2 separate regions of the Homo sapiens genome follow, and region 1 is linked to region 2. Evidence: chromatin contacts called from ENCODE Hi-C or POLR2A ChIA-PET data. All regions are on one chromosome and are shown on one strand. The core of a region is the stretch at or near the end of the contact, and the rest is flanking DNA. Distances in the headings are between cores, read along the strand shown.

Region 1 (6,346 bases), core at 1,589-4,088, 120 kb after region 2:
TATGAGATTTACCTCATCATCATATCTTGCACTTGCATTTGTTTGTATAGCACTATTTCTTTTTTGCCAACCAAGGTGATTTCATGTTTATTTGTATATGTTGTCTATAAATGAGCTTGACATCCCACCAGCTTGAGCCATTAGGGTTAGCATTGATTTGCTTCCTTTGGTATCATTTCTCCTTTCAGTAAAATTGCCTGTCACTAGAACCTGAGGGCATAGACCTCTGTGGTCTTTTGGTTTCTATTTTTAGGAGAGTGGTGCTCCTCAGGGAGCTATCTGAGCTGGATTTGATGAGAAGCTAAGAATGAGTGCTTGCTGGAGGTAATTTCGTTATCAAAACTCAGGGTCATGTGCTTGGAAGTTAGCAGCCAGAAAAAAAAATAAAATAAAAAATGCCAAGGCTAATAGGACAACAAAGTACATGCAGAAATGCAGATATTAATGCGGGGCTGCCGTGAGCAGTAGGCCGTAAGAAAGCTTGACAAGAAGCATTTCTCCAGTTCCTGTTTACCATCTAAACTGGAGCATTACAGCATTTGCTGCATGTGGGAGATGGAGAATGAGAGTGCTCAGTTAAAGTTGCCACCAAAGAAAGCCTCATTAACACCCTAACTGATTTCCCCAGCTTCCAGAAAATCTTTCTGTTGGAATTCAGCATCTCAGCTGTAAGACTGCCAAGTAGAAGTGCAGAAATGCAGTTTGCTGTCTGCGGAGCCGCAGGTGGACTTTGAGCACATTCTAAGACAAAAATCTGGCCAGACCTTAATAGGCCAGGGCTTTCCGCTGATTTGCCCCTCTCCTGCTAACTGCTGAATAATGTTCCTCCCCTTCACCACATGTGCCCCTGAGCTCCTCACCACACCTTCAGCTCCTGGGAGAGATCCCAGGGCAGACCTGACATCCTCATTCCTGGCTCCTTATTCCAGATTGGAATCTGGAACTTTGACACACACACACACACACACACACACACACACACACACACACACACCTTCTCAGCACCTAGTCACACCCTACAAGTCTTGTCCTTTTTGCTCCTGTCAGGCAGGCAGCCACCCCCAGTATGACAAGGATATTCTCACATGGGGATTATCAGGAAGCCCCGTCAGGAAGGGTAGGGCAGCATCAAGCTGTGAGTCGGAGAGGAAGATCAGGGACCCAGGTCCTACCTTACAGACCCCCTACCCCATCTGTGCCTCTGTGGTGTCTTAGCATCCACCCATTTTTCCCCAGCCTTAGGACTCTGCTCTCTGCTATCAGTCACCAGACAGGCCAGACATGGCCCTGCTGGAGAGGAGGCTTTCGGGCTACCCTCTGGCCTTTGTTGGACAGCAGGCTTGAGGAAATGGGCAAAAGCATTGATCAGTTGTGCATCCTTGGGCTCCTTCACTCACTGTCCTTCAGGTGTTGGGAATGTTGTAAAGCCAGCAGCAAGATTAGAAATTTTCATGCACTATTCCTCCTTAGCTGCCCAGGATGTTACATCCGTTGTGGCTTTTACTGTACAAGAAAGAGAAACCCCAAGTTAGACTTGTTCATACAAAAGAGATTTTTTTGTTGGCTCACATAACTGGAACAAAGTTTTGATTTAGCAGTTCAGTGATGTCAAGAACCTATTTTCTAGCTTGGGCAACATCGTGAGACTGAGACTCTATATATACAAAAAGTAAAAAAGAATTAGCCTGGCATGGTGGTGTGTACCTGTAGTCCCAGCTACTCAGGAGGCTTAGGCGGGAGGATGTCTTGAGCCCAGGAATTTGAGGCTGCATTGAGCTATGATTGTGCTACTGCACTTCAGCCTGGAAATAGAGCAAGACTTTGTCTCTTAAAACAAAAAAAAAAGGCCCCATTTTCTGCCTTCTGTGATTGAGCTTCATCCTGAATTGGCGTCTCTGATGTTGATAAAATTCTACAGCAATTCTAGACTTCATATCCACCATACACTGTCCAGAAGGAGAGAGAGAACTGGCTTCTTGTAGTTGTGTCAGAGAAGCAAGTGACTTTTTCCAGAAGCCCCCAACACATTTCTGATGCCTCAGTGACCAGCTTATTGGCTATGGCATCTGCTGTGATGATTGGCTTAGGCTTGGGTTGCCTAAACTCGTCACTCTGTGGCAAGGGGGTATGGGATTTCTGTGATTTATTTAAAATGATCAGGATTGCTACCCAGGGAGAGAGAAATGGACATGCTGTTGGGTCAGCCACGATGTCTACTACACAGGTCTCCTCTTGTGGTGTTTTTTTTTTTTTTTTTTTTTTTAAACTGAGTTTCTCTAATTTGGTGACTGGCTATGGTATGTAGTAAATGGGGCCCTGTATATGGGATTGCCAACCCCTGATGACAAATGTCAGATGCTATCAGGGAGAGCAAGAACACAGATTTTGTGAACCACAGTAGCACTGCAGATCACAAAGGGATTCTCAGAGGTCGATAAAGCATCACCAAGGTACTAGAAGGTTTGGTAAGTTGAACAATGAGAATAAGAAGTAGAGCAAATTAATTATAGACAGCTCTTCAATCTATGGTAATTACATGCTCCGATAAAACACTGAAGTCCAATATAATTTGTATTTAAAAACTGTTTAATAAGGCCATATGTTTCTGCAAAGAATGGCCTTACATTTCATAACTATGACCTTAATCACCATATTTGATTAATTATTTTATCTATTTTAATGGAAATAAATGGGCTGTGGATAATGTAAAGCTTTGGAAGCTGCACACAAATAAATGAAATGGGGCAATCAGTCATAGAGAGTTTCATTTAGTTTTCTCTAGATGAGTGCTCCAGGAGGATGGCTGTCTAGAGCAGGGGAAGGGTCTGGGGCAACATTCAGAAGGCTGGTGAAAATGAAAGTCACAGTGACACAAGAAAACACCATCTTGTGGTAAGTCAGTTGGAGCAGAAGAGGTAGCCATTTATCTTTTAGATGAAATCTGTGGCTGGAGTATCGGATTCCAAACTCCACAGCGTTGTCCCTAGCCAGCCAATCTTCCCCACCACATGAAATGTGTGGAAATATACGCACAGGGGGCCAGCCAGAGCAGAGGAACCCTTTATTACCAGGGGGGCTTTCACCCAGACCCTAACAAGGAACTTGAGTGAGCTAGACTGCCCATGTGGGTCACAGAAATTCGATTCAGGAACATTGGGCTAGGCTGCAGAGGACCACTGTGCCCAAAGGCATGCCCTGCTCCCGGGAGGCTGGTTGCAGAAAGGAGCTCTGAGCTCCTGAGGCCACCATGGAGGTCCTGGAGATTTAATTCTATTAATAGTTCCTCTTAAGATACTCACCATATCAACTTGCTGGGCCTGTTTTCTCATTTGTGAACAAGTTTGAGGAATGGGGAGATTGAATAAGACAACCTCGAAACCTTCCTTTGAGCATTAGCTTTCCGATTCTTGGGTTCTGGGCAGGGTGTGGCAGGAAGTGTCATGGAGAGCTGAGGTGGGGGTAGGGGTGGGGACTTTGGTCCTCCATATCCGGACATATGAACAGACAGGTGATGGCACAGTTTCTGTGGTATGTGCTGCAGATGTCTTAAATAGCCACCAAGTGGCTGGACTGGCTGAGTGGCGGTTTGAATTGCACCAAGTTGAGTATTTTTAGTTGGATACCACAGATAGTGCATTTATGGCCTTAGTTCACCGAATAGAGGGGTCGTTTCCTTTGCCGAACCAGAATTGGATGTTGGCTGCCAGGCTTGTGTTCTGGGACATCCAGATGTCGGGGTATTGTGGGAGCGGTGCACATGAAGGAAGCTCAGTGACTCCTGGCAGGTACTTCTGTTATAAAGCGGTTTCAAAGCCGTAGACACCTTTTATTCAGGGCTGGTAAGCTTCACTGGTGTTTTTGGTCTCCTGCTTTTTTTTTTTTTTTTTTAAATCTGATTACAATGGTGTTGCACACTGTTGTGGTTTATCGTTTTTTAGTGATCCTGTTGCTCAATAACCCTCCAGTGCTCTGCTCTGAAACAGCACCAGAACTCCACCTAAGCGAGAGATTGCTTATTTGTTTTTAATGTTAGTCTATATAAGTCAATGGTCCCAAACTCAAATGTCCACAGGAACCAGGCAAGTAATATGAATGTGTAAATAGTGCTCTATGTGAACAATCTCAAGTCGTGAGACCTGTGGTAAATTTAGAAACAACAGGTCTCATCTAAAGGCATTGAAGTTCAGTTAAAAAACTTAAAACAAACAAAGAAACAAAAAACTACATGAGGTGGGTTCGGTCCCAAGGCTACCAGCTTACGATCCTTGGGCTATAAGCCATCTGACTTCAACTATCACTGCTGTGTTTGCTCAGTCTCAGAGGTACCGTATTTATGGATGTGAGCCTTTTATAGTTTCATTTATATACTTGATTTCAGCTTTTGCCTTAGATGAGAAGACTGGCTAACTCTGGGATAAGAGTGCCACCAAAATTTTCACCCACAGATTGGAAGCACATCAAAAGAAATCATATCTTCACGGAAGTCATTTTTTTTTGGTTCCTGGCCTTTAGGGGCTGAATCTGTTTAGAGAAGTAGAGATGGAAATCTCAATCAAAACAGTTCTGAGTATTTTACATCATTTAAAAAAATTTGCATCACTGAAGAGAAGGAACCCTAATCATTTGAAACTCTCACTTCTGCTTTGCAAGTTGTCTGCTGGCTATATTCAGTCCTCTTTGTCTTCTTGGTCTTAGGCAGGCATGGGGTTAGTGGCCAGGGCAGAACTGGGAATGGGACAAGTTTGTGTTCATTCTTCTCCCTACCCTTGTAACAGCCTTAATTTCTGTATCTCTGTTTCCTATCTGGGGTGCCCTCTAGTCCTCATCTCTGAAGGGAAGGAACAAAGAGATGAGTGAATTCTTTACTCTTAGCTGTTAGTCATCCACCGGCTTTTCCTCCAAGGGATGTTTAGTGTTTTTAAAAGAACCTGATGGTAGAACAGAAAATCAGAGTTTAACCCAAGGTATCACCCTTCTAATGATAGTATTTCCTGTACTGCTAAGAGCATAATCTGGGGCTTGGTAGCCTCTCAGAGATAGCACCTTGTGTTGTCCCCTTTAGGTTAGAGCTGCGGAACCAGCACCAGCCACTGAACATGAAGAAGGTTTTGACTTTATCTTTTTAAATTTGCATTATTCAGACCCATGTCAGAGTCCACGAAAATTCTTGCAAATGTGTTTTTGTAAGAGCTGGGTGTCACCCTGCTTCCCCGTATTTGGTGTTGGCCAATGGGAGAGTTATGGGAATGTCATATTCCTTCCTCAAAGCCACTTAAAGCTGTGCTAAATTTGCAGGGTTTTTTTTTGATAATGCTTTCTCCTCAGGGTACTCTCTCAACTTACTCCCTTCAGGAAAATTTCTTGAATGAATAGTCCACCAGTGCTGTCTCTGCTTTCTCAACACCAGATCATTCTGCAACCTCTTGCAATTTGGCTGCTATCTCTAGTCATGTTACTAAGTTATCTTTCTCAAAGAATCTCCATTGGTCACCCAACCATCATAGCCATTGGTCTTCAGCCTTCACTTCTGACTGGTTATTCTCTACCTGGGGGCATTTTTCTTTCTTTTCTCCCTCTCTTCCTCTTCTTTGGCTGGCGTTACTTTTTTCAGTCTCTGAAGGGAAGCTCACTCCTAGGAGACTTGCTTAATAGAATGTTTATCGCCTGCATGTCTTTAGCAAAGAGGTGTCTGGAATTCCCATCTGGGATTTATTAGTCTAAATATTCAGGTGGTCCAGTGCCGGATGTTAGTTCTTAACTTAAAGGAAACAAAGTTTCCAATCCGAGGATGGTGAGATTGCTGCTGTTCTACAGTGGGCAGCCGCTGCTGGTGTCTTGCTTGCCCTGGAAATGCCATCAACTGAAATGGAATTTTGTTCAATCCATCTTATTAATAGTTCCTAAAGCAATTGTGGTGGGGTTGATAGGTGGCTAGTAAGGTTGCCTCTGTAAAGATAAGCACAATCCATTAATTAAGTCTGGAGTCCACTGGACTTCTACCGGGGATGTTTGCATTTGCTCGGCACTCTGTTTATAAGGATGTCGAAGGAAGTGCGTCCATTCTGTGCATGTTGTAAAACAGAAGGTTTGCAGCTGTCAGATTTATTTTTTTCTTGGCTCCTTTTCTGACAGAACTTTTGTAAACTTGATAGTTTTATAGATTGTCGAAAATTACTAACCTCGGTTCTGCAGATGCCATGCAGATTTTCTTGTCTTGTTTTCTTTCTTTGAAGATAGCAGATATTTATGTACATAGTTTCTTGTAAGGTACTTTTTGGGGAAGAGGAGATTAAGATTATTCTTATATGCTATCATAATTCAGTATTATGAAATTATTAAATGATTA
Region 2 (6,730 bases), core at 2,971-5,470:
TTGACTATCTGACCTTTTAAATTTTAAAAAATAATATGAAAGAATTATAATGCTAGGAAACTTGGTAAATACATTTTGCTTTAATAATTAGAATGTGTTGATCCTTTAAAGTTAATTAACTGTATCTCGGGAGGATAGCCACTTAATGAAGTTGTATGTTGTATCAGCTGTTTTTTTATGTGTAAAAAAGCAAGTTTGAAGAAATTTAAATTTCCCATGTCAAATTTTGTTTTAGGGATAATTAGCATATACAATAATACCTTTAGAATTGAAATATCTACTTTCTTAAAATAATTTATGCAAGTACTAATTGATAGATTGGCATATATTATTAGTTCTATTACTAAAATCAGTGCATTTTTGTGTTTTGTTTCCTTTTATTTAGATAGAAGCAGATTTGGGATATCCTGGAGGTAAAGCAAGAATTATTCATAAGGAATCTGATATCATTACTGCGTTTGCTGTTAATAAGGTAAGTACATAGACATTCTTCTTTTGTTTATTAAGTATTTATAGTTGGATAATATCTTCTGTTTTATCAGTTTATCCAGTATTTCTTTCCCAAAGCTGCTTCCAGTTCCTTAAATTGCAATCTGGATACTTTTTTAATTTTATAAAATGATATTATTTGATAATGTGATTTTGTTATTATATGATTTTGGAGATACAGCTGATACATAATGTTTTATTACTATGCAGAGAGAAGTACCAAATATATAGACAATCGCTTTAGAATTTATACAATGTACTATAGTAGTTAACCCACAGAAAAAGTTTTTTATGTTCCTTATGAATATGTCAAATGTGGTTCTGGGTATTTGGTAAGATTTAAGCTTATATGTGACTCAAATTCTCCCTCTTTGATTTATACCTCCGATAGCTGCCCAACGTGTGTATTTTCTTAGTATTTCTTAAATTTCTACTTAACATCCTCCTTAGATGTCTATACACTCCTCACAGAAGAGGTGGCCTTAGGTACTATAGTCCAAGATTGAAATCTGTCTTATTAATCATTTTCCCCTTCTGTCTCCCCTAATTGCCTTACTGTATGGTTCCTAATGACTTCTAGTTATTCTTTTGTTTTCCTTCCATTAACTTAAAGGATATGTGTATCTTCTTTTTATGTATTCATAGAAGATACCTAAAGGAGATATTGTATACATATATATAAGATGTTCATATGTTCCTAATTTTAAAATAATTGTTAAATGTTATGTAGATACATACCCTGTAATATGTATATGTAATATGTAATACAGGGAAGTGTGATATACGGGGAAATTACCCATTTAGTAATCCTTTCACCAGTTGGTTTTCTGTCTTTCTGTGCTATGTCTGTCTTCTCTGAATTCTTCTGGACAGTATCTTTGTTGTTCTGTGTGCTTCACTTAATTTCCTTCTTAGACACCGTTGAGCAATGACTGGCTAAAGGGCTGATTCCAGATTTGCCTGCTTCAGACAGTTCTGTTATCAAAGAAACAGTTCTGTTTGAAACAGGCAAATCTGGAGTCAGCCCCTTAGCCAGTTGTAATATCTGTATAACATGATATTATATATACATGTCAAATACAAAATTATTGGCCAGGTGTGGTTGCTCACACCTGTCATCCCAACACTTTGGGAGGCCAAGGCAGTAGGATCACTAGAGGCCAGGAGTTTGATACCAGCCTGGGCAACATTGTGAGACCCTGTCTCTACAAAAAAAAATTATCTATACCTGCATTACCTGCTCTTTCTTGAAGAAAATATGATTTAAAATAGTCTGTGCTATAAAAGAAACTAGTTGTTTTCTTCTTGAGGGTTTATATATAAGTACTGGTAATGAATAGCTATTCACATATATAAAGTCTACAAGTTACTGTCTATGAATATGCCTGTTTAATTTTTATTTCCCCAGATTTGCTATTTTTATTTATTTTATTTTATTTTATTTTACTTTATTTTATTTTATTTTATTTTGAGACGGAGTCTCGCTCTGTTGCCCAGGCTGGAGTGCAGTGGCGCGATCTTGGCTTACTGCAACCTCTGCCTCCCGGGTTCAAGCGATTCTCCTGCCTCAGCCTCCCAAGTAGCTGGGACTACAGGTGTGCACCACTACACCCAGCTAATTTTTGTATTTTTAGTAGAGACGGCGTTTCACCATGTTGGTTGGCCAGGATGGTCTCGATCTCTTTACCTCGTGATCCGCCTGCCTCGGCCTCCCAAAGTGCTGGGATTACAGGCGTGAGCCACTGCACCCAGCTGATATGCTATTTTTAATATCCTTACTAAATTTGCAGCTGAGAAATAATACCTCTTGCTTTAAGTTGCATTTTTTTAAATGCCATTGAGATTTTTTTTGCCATTTGTTTAGTTGGGAACTACCTGTGTCAAAAACTATGAAGGGTCTCAGATTTTACCTTAAATTAAAACTAACAGTTAGCTTTCTGTTTCTGTTGCCACAGAAACAGTTCTGTTTGAGGCAGGCAGTGGATTGTTTAAACAGTCCATTTAATTGATCCATTAAACATTTTAGTGGATGCTGTTAGAAGACATACGACTCTTGGATCAGAGACAAAGGACAGTTTATGTCTAACAGCAAAAGCAATAACCAGAAAATCAGCACTTTACACTGGTTGCCTGAGCCACAATTTCCAGAGAATGACGGGAAGAGGGCCAGATGATACCTACCTTACCTACACACATAGTAGGTTATATTACAGGAGAGGATCTCTGAGTTTAGGGGACCCAAATCTTTTATAATCGATAGTAAGCATACTTGCCCTTTGCTCTGGAGGGAGAGACGATAGTTATACAAACATCCTGGCAATTATACTGCAGAAAAAAGGGCAGACATGACTCACTTATAAAACATGCAGAATTTGGGATACCCATGGAGAATAACCACCCAATAATCTAGCTATATCATTTTTTCATTTATTTCTAAGGTCTCAGTTTTTTCTTAATAGTTTGTGTTAAAATCTAACATAACAGTAATGGTAATCCTATTTTCTCTTTGCTGTCAATATCTTCCTGTTTTCTGTTTCAAAGATACACATTTAATTAATTAATTAATTTATTTATTTATTTATTTATTGAGACAGGGTATCATGCCTGGTGCCCAGTGCTGTGGTGCAATGTCAGCTCACTGCAGCCTCGACCTCCTGGGCTCAAGCAATCGTTTCACCTCATTCTCCCAAGTAGCTGGGACTGCAGGTGCATGCCACCATGCCCAACTAATTTTTGTATTTTTTGTAGAGACAGTGTTTTGCCATGTTGCCCAGGCTACTATCGAACTCCTGAGCTCAAGCTGTCTGCCTGCTTCAGCCTCCTAAAGTGCTAGGATTATAGACGTGAGCCACTGCCCCCAGCCAAGATGTACATTTTTGATTCATAGGCATTTAAAATTTCATGTCATTTAACCTTAGCAACTTTTCATTTGTGATCTTTTTCTGGCATACTTCTCCCACTATATTTCTGCCCCTACACCTTTTTTCTGTGACCCTTTCCCACTTCTTTTTTTTTTTTTTGCCTAAGATTGAAAAGCTTTAGGAGAAAGTTTGTTTTATTTAAATAATTAATAATTATGTTTTTAGTTTGGAGTTCCTTATTGCCCTCACCTTTCTGTACCCTACAGGTTCCTATCTTTTTCAGCATCTTCCTCCACATTTCTGAATTGTGCATACCTTAGAGCGATCATAGCATTCTAGCAGTCTAGAAAAACAGTACTGGGAGAGGAAATAAAATGCTGCATGTATTGCCATTTATACTGGCTTTCTATTGGATGTACTTTTCATAGAACATAAACGTATCTCCAAACTGAAGCTTATTATTTCACTAAAAGTAAGAATGCTGTATATCCTGTACTTTAGTTATCACTGCTAGAGGTTATTTCAAAACTACCATTTTCAAAAGCAGCTCATATACTATCTCTTTTGCCTATTGCTTTTAAAATTACCATTTGACTTATTTTTCAGGCAAATAGAAACTGCATAGCAATCGCTTCCAGTCATGATGTTCAAGAACTGGATGTTTCTGGAATTCTGGCCACACAGGTCTACACTTGGGTAGATGATGATATAGAAGTGGAAACCAAAGGGTACCTTCATAGTTTGTTTCTATTTAGTAATGTTGCAATATGAGTGACTATATTTACTGAACTAAAACTTTCAAAAGATTCTTTAAAGCAATGTATAGATTGTAAGCAGAGTAGAAGCTGATGTGCTAAATGAGGGGTGGCAAGAGCTTTAAATAAGGGAACTGAGAGAAGAGTAAGTGAAGGGAACAGAAATTGTTGAGGTATGAGGTCATTGTGTGTGAGTTACAAATAAGAGCTGAAGAAAATTAATTTTAAAGGGAACTATAAATTCAAATTTTAGACCTTTCAAGTGTAAAAAAGAAAGAAATGATGAGTTGTTTTTATTCTGGTTGACATTCCTTTATAGATCAGAAGATTTCTTGGTTATACATGCTCGTGATGATTTAACAGCTGTTCAAGGTACAACTCCATATACACATAGCAATCCTGGCACTCCAATCAACATGCCATGGCTTGGTAGTACACAGACTGGCAGAGGAGCATCTGTGGTATGTAAAGTTAAAAATAAATTTAAGTTATATGTAACTTTTATTTTTCCCTCTAGGTTAATGGATAAAGGATGATTTAAAACATTTTTCTTAATTCCTAAAGTTTTAGTAAGTCTTACATGTTGGAAATTGTAAATTTTGATAATGAAGACTAGTATGTTTTCATTTGAAAGGGTAATAATAAATTGTTTTAAAAATATACTTTGCTTGAAAACCAAAGAGCTATATTTTAATTAAGAATTATTTGAAACATGGTTCAGATCAGGCTTCAGCAAGGTGTTCCCCATAGATCAAATATTACCCATGACCTGTTTTTATATAGCTAATATGCTAAGAATGGTGTATACATTTTAGTGAAATGGTTTATACATTGTTTTTTCAATAGTTGAAAAAACAAACATAGTATTTTTTGGCACATGAAAATTACATGAAACTGGATTTCAGTGTTTTTTTACAAATAAAGTTTTATAGGAACACAGCCAGTCATTTGTTTCCATTTTGTCTGTGGATGCCTTCACACTACAGTGGCAGAATTGAGTATCTGCAACAGAAAGTAAATGCCCATAAAGCCAAAACACTTGCTATCCAGTCCTTTATAAAAAAAGGTTTGCTAACCCCTTGTCTAGGTATCTTTTAATGGATATCAATTAATAACTATATCCATATTAAGTATCACTTTTTTAAATGCCAGGACAAATATTCTTTTTTTTTTTTTAACAAAAACAATATATAATTTCTTAAGTTAAGCAAAAAGCAATATAATAATGAACTGAAACATAATTTTTCTGTAGTGTTGGAGGATCTTTTTTAGCCCTGATTACCTAGAGATGTGATTCATATTTGTACTTCCAAGCCTTTATTATTACGTAGGTTATAGGAACTAATGAACGGATTTGAAGAAGCAAAGAAAGGTGGTAGGGTTTTTCAGAATTTCATAAGTACTGTAGAATGCTTTCCTTGGCCAAAAAAAAAATTATTTTTCATTAATTAGTATGAGCAATTGTTCAAGTAAAATCTGAGTTATCTTTAATAATACCTTGTAATATTTTGTACCTAATGGAGTTCCTTTATAGTTGCTATAACCTTATAATTTGCAGTATCTGTTGTAGTTGTTATTTACTCGTATTTAAACATTCTTCAGATGAAGCTTGAGATCCAAAAAGGTCAAGTGGATCAACTTATGTCACTTTGTTAAATGTATGGTAGAGCTTGTTTTAAAGCCCTCTGTTCTCCTTAGTTCAGTGATTTCAAGTAGCAGTGTTTTAAGGATTAAAATGAACTTGAAAAGCAATCTAGTAATTATTCAAATGAAATGACTTGCTCAGTGGTGGTTAAATAATTTTTCCAGCTGACAGATATGTTACAATTCATTGGTAAAACTTACTGATATTATATTCTTTTAAAGGAGAACTCAAAGGGAATATATGCCAAAGAAGTGCATAGGACTAATAGGCACTTTTTTGAATTCCAACCTCAGAGATTACAATATAGTTCTTCCTGTAACATCTTTCTTGTTGGTCTCTTCCTACTTCTATTCTTTACACAGCAGCAGCCAGTTACTCTTTTCTAAAACATCATTCAGGTTGTCACTCGCTTTCTAAAAAATTTCAGATTTCCCAATACGGCTTTTAAATAACAAGTCATTAATAGGGCCCTACAAAATTTAACCTTCTGCCATCTCATCTCCCTTTATTCTACATCTGATTCTCTTTGCTGTAATTACACTGGCTTCTTTCTGTCTCTTGAACTTATTAAGCTCATGGTTATGTCAGGAGCCCTTGACTTTCCTTCTGCTTAAAATGCTCTATCCCTCTGTTGTACCATTCACATCTCAACTCAAATCCCCCCACATTTCCCTGGCTTCCCTAATTAAGGCATTTGCCCCTACCCACTCTACCCCCAGTCACCTTATATTTTATCATCTTTATTATCCCTTGCGCTTACCAGTTATTGAAATTATTCATTACTTAGTTGTGTTTTTTTTTTTTTTTTTGAGATGGAGTCTCGCTCTATTGCCCAGTCTGCAGTGCAGTGGTGCAATATTGGCTCACTGCAACCTCCACCCCACAGGTTCAAGCAATTCTCCTGCCTCAGCCTCCCTAGTAGCTGGGATTACAGGCATGCACTACCATGCCCGGCTAATTTTTGTATTTTTAGTAGAGAT

The links. A loop is a pair of places that touch in the nucleus more often than their neighbours do. ChIA-PET counts read pairs that join two places held with the same protein, here RNA polymerase II (POLR2A). Pooled maps may share reads with other maps.
Region 1: a pooled map shows a loop between it and region 2 (2.2-fold over the local background). The contact joins two enhancer-like sites. A Hi-C loop is called at or near these places in 4 of 50 pooled maps. POLR2A ChIA-PET finds 5 or more read pairs at or near these places in 2 of 52 experiments (CD4-positive, alpha-beta T cell and activated CD4-positive, alpha-beta T cell).

What each region holds. Positions count from the first base shown.
Region 1 is chr5:119,337,218-119,343,563 of GRCh38, forward strand. LOC102723444 (a long non-coding RNA gene) reads right to left here. Exons shown (of 5, transcript XR_007058912.1): 5 at 2,569-6,346. It also overlaps a transcript of TNFAIP8 not described here. Among named protein-coding and RNA genes, the nearest start is that of TNFAIP8, 16 kb to the right of the region's middle. RefSeq lists enhancers at 2,988-3,127, 3,278-3,407, 3,668-3,797, 3,858-3,907. Within about 2 kb of position 2,839, at least 9 of the 41 ENCODE cell types and tissues checked have a DNase peak (open chromatin) inside an H3K27ac peak, as active enhancers do.
Region 2 is chr5:119,216,516-119,223,245 of GRCh38, forward strand. DMXL1 (Dmx like 1) reads left to right here. Exons shown (of 44, transcript NM_001290321.3): 35 at 386-472; 36 at 3,957-4,078; 37 at 4,425-4,566. Among named protein-coding and RNA genes, the nearest start is that of MIR5706, 65 kb to the left of the region's middle. Within about 2 kb of position 4,221, at least 2 of the 41 ENCODE cell types and tissues checked have a DNase peak (open chromatin) inside an H3K27ac peak, as active enhancers do.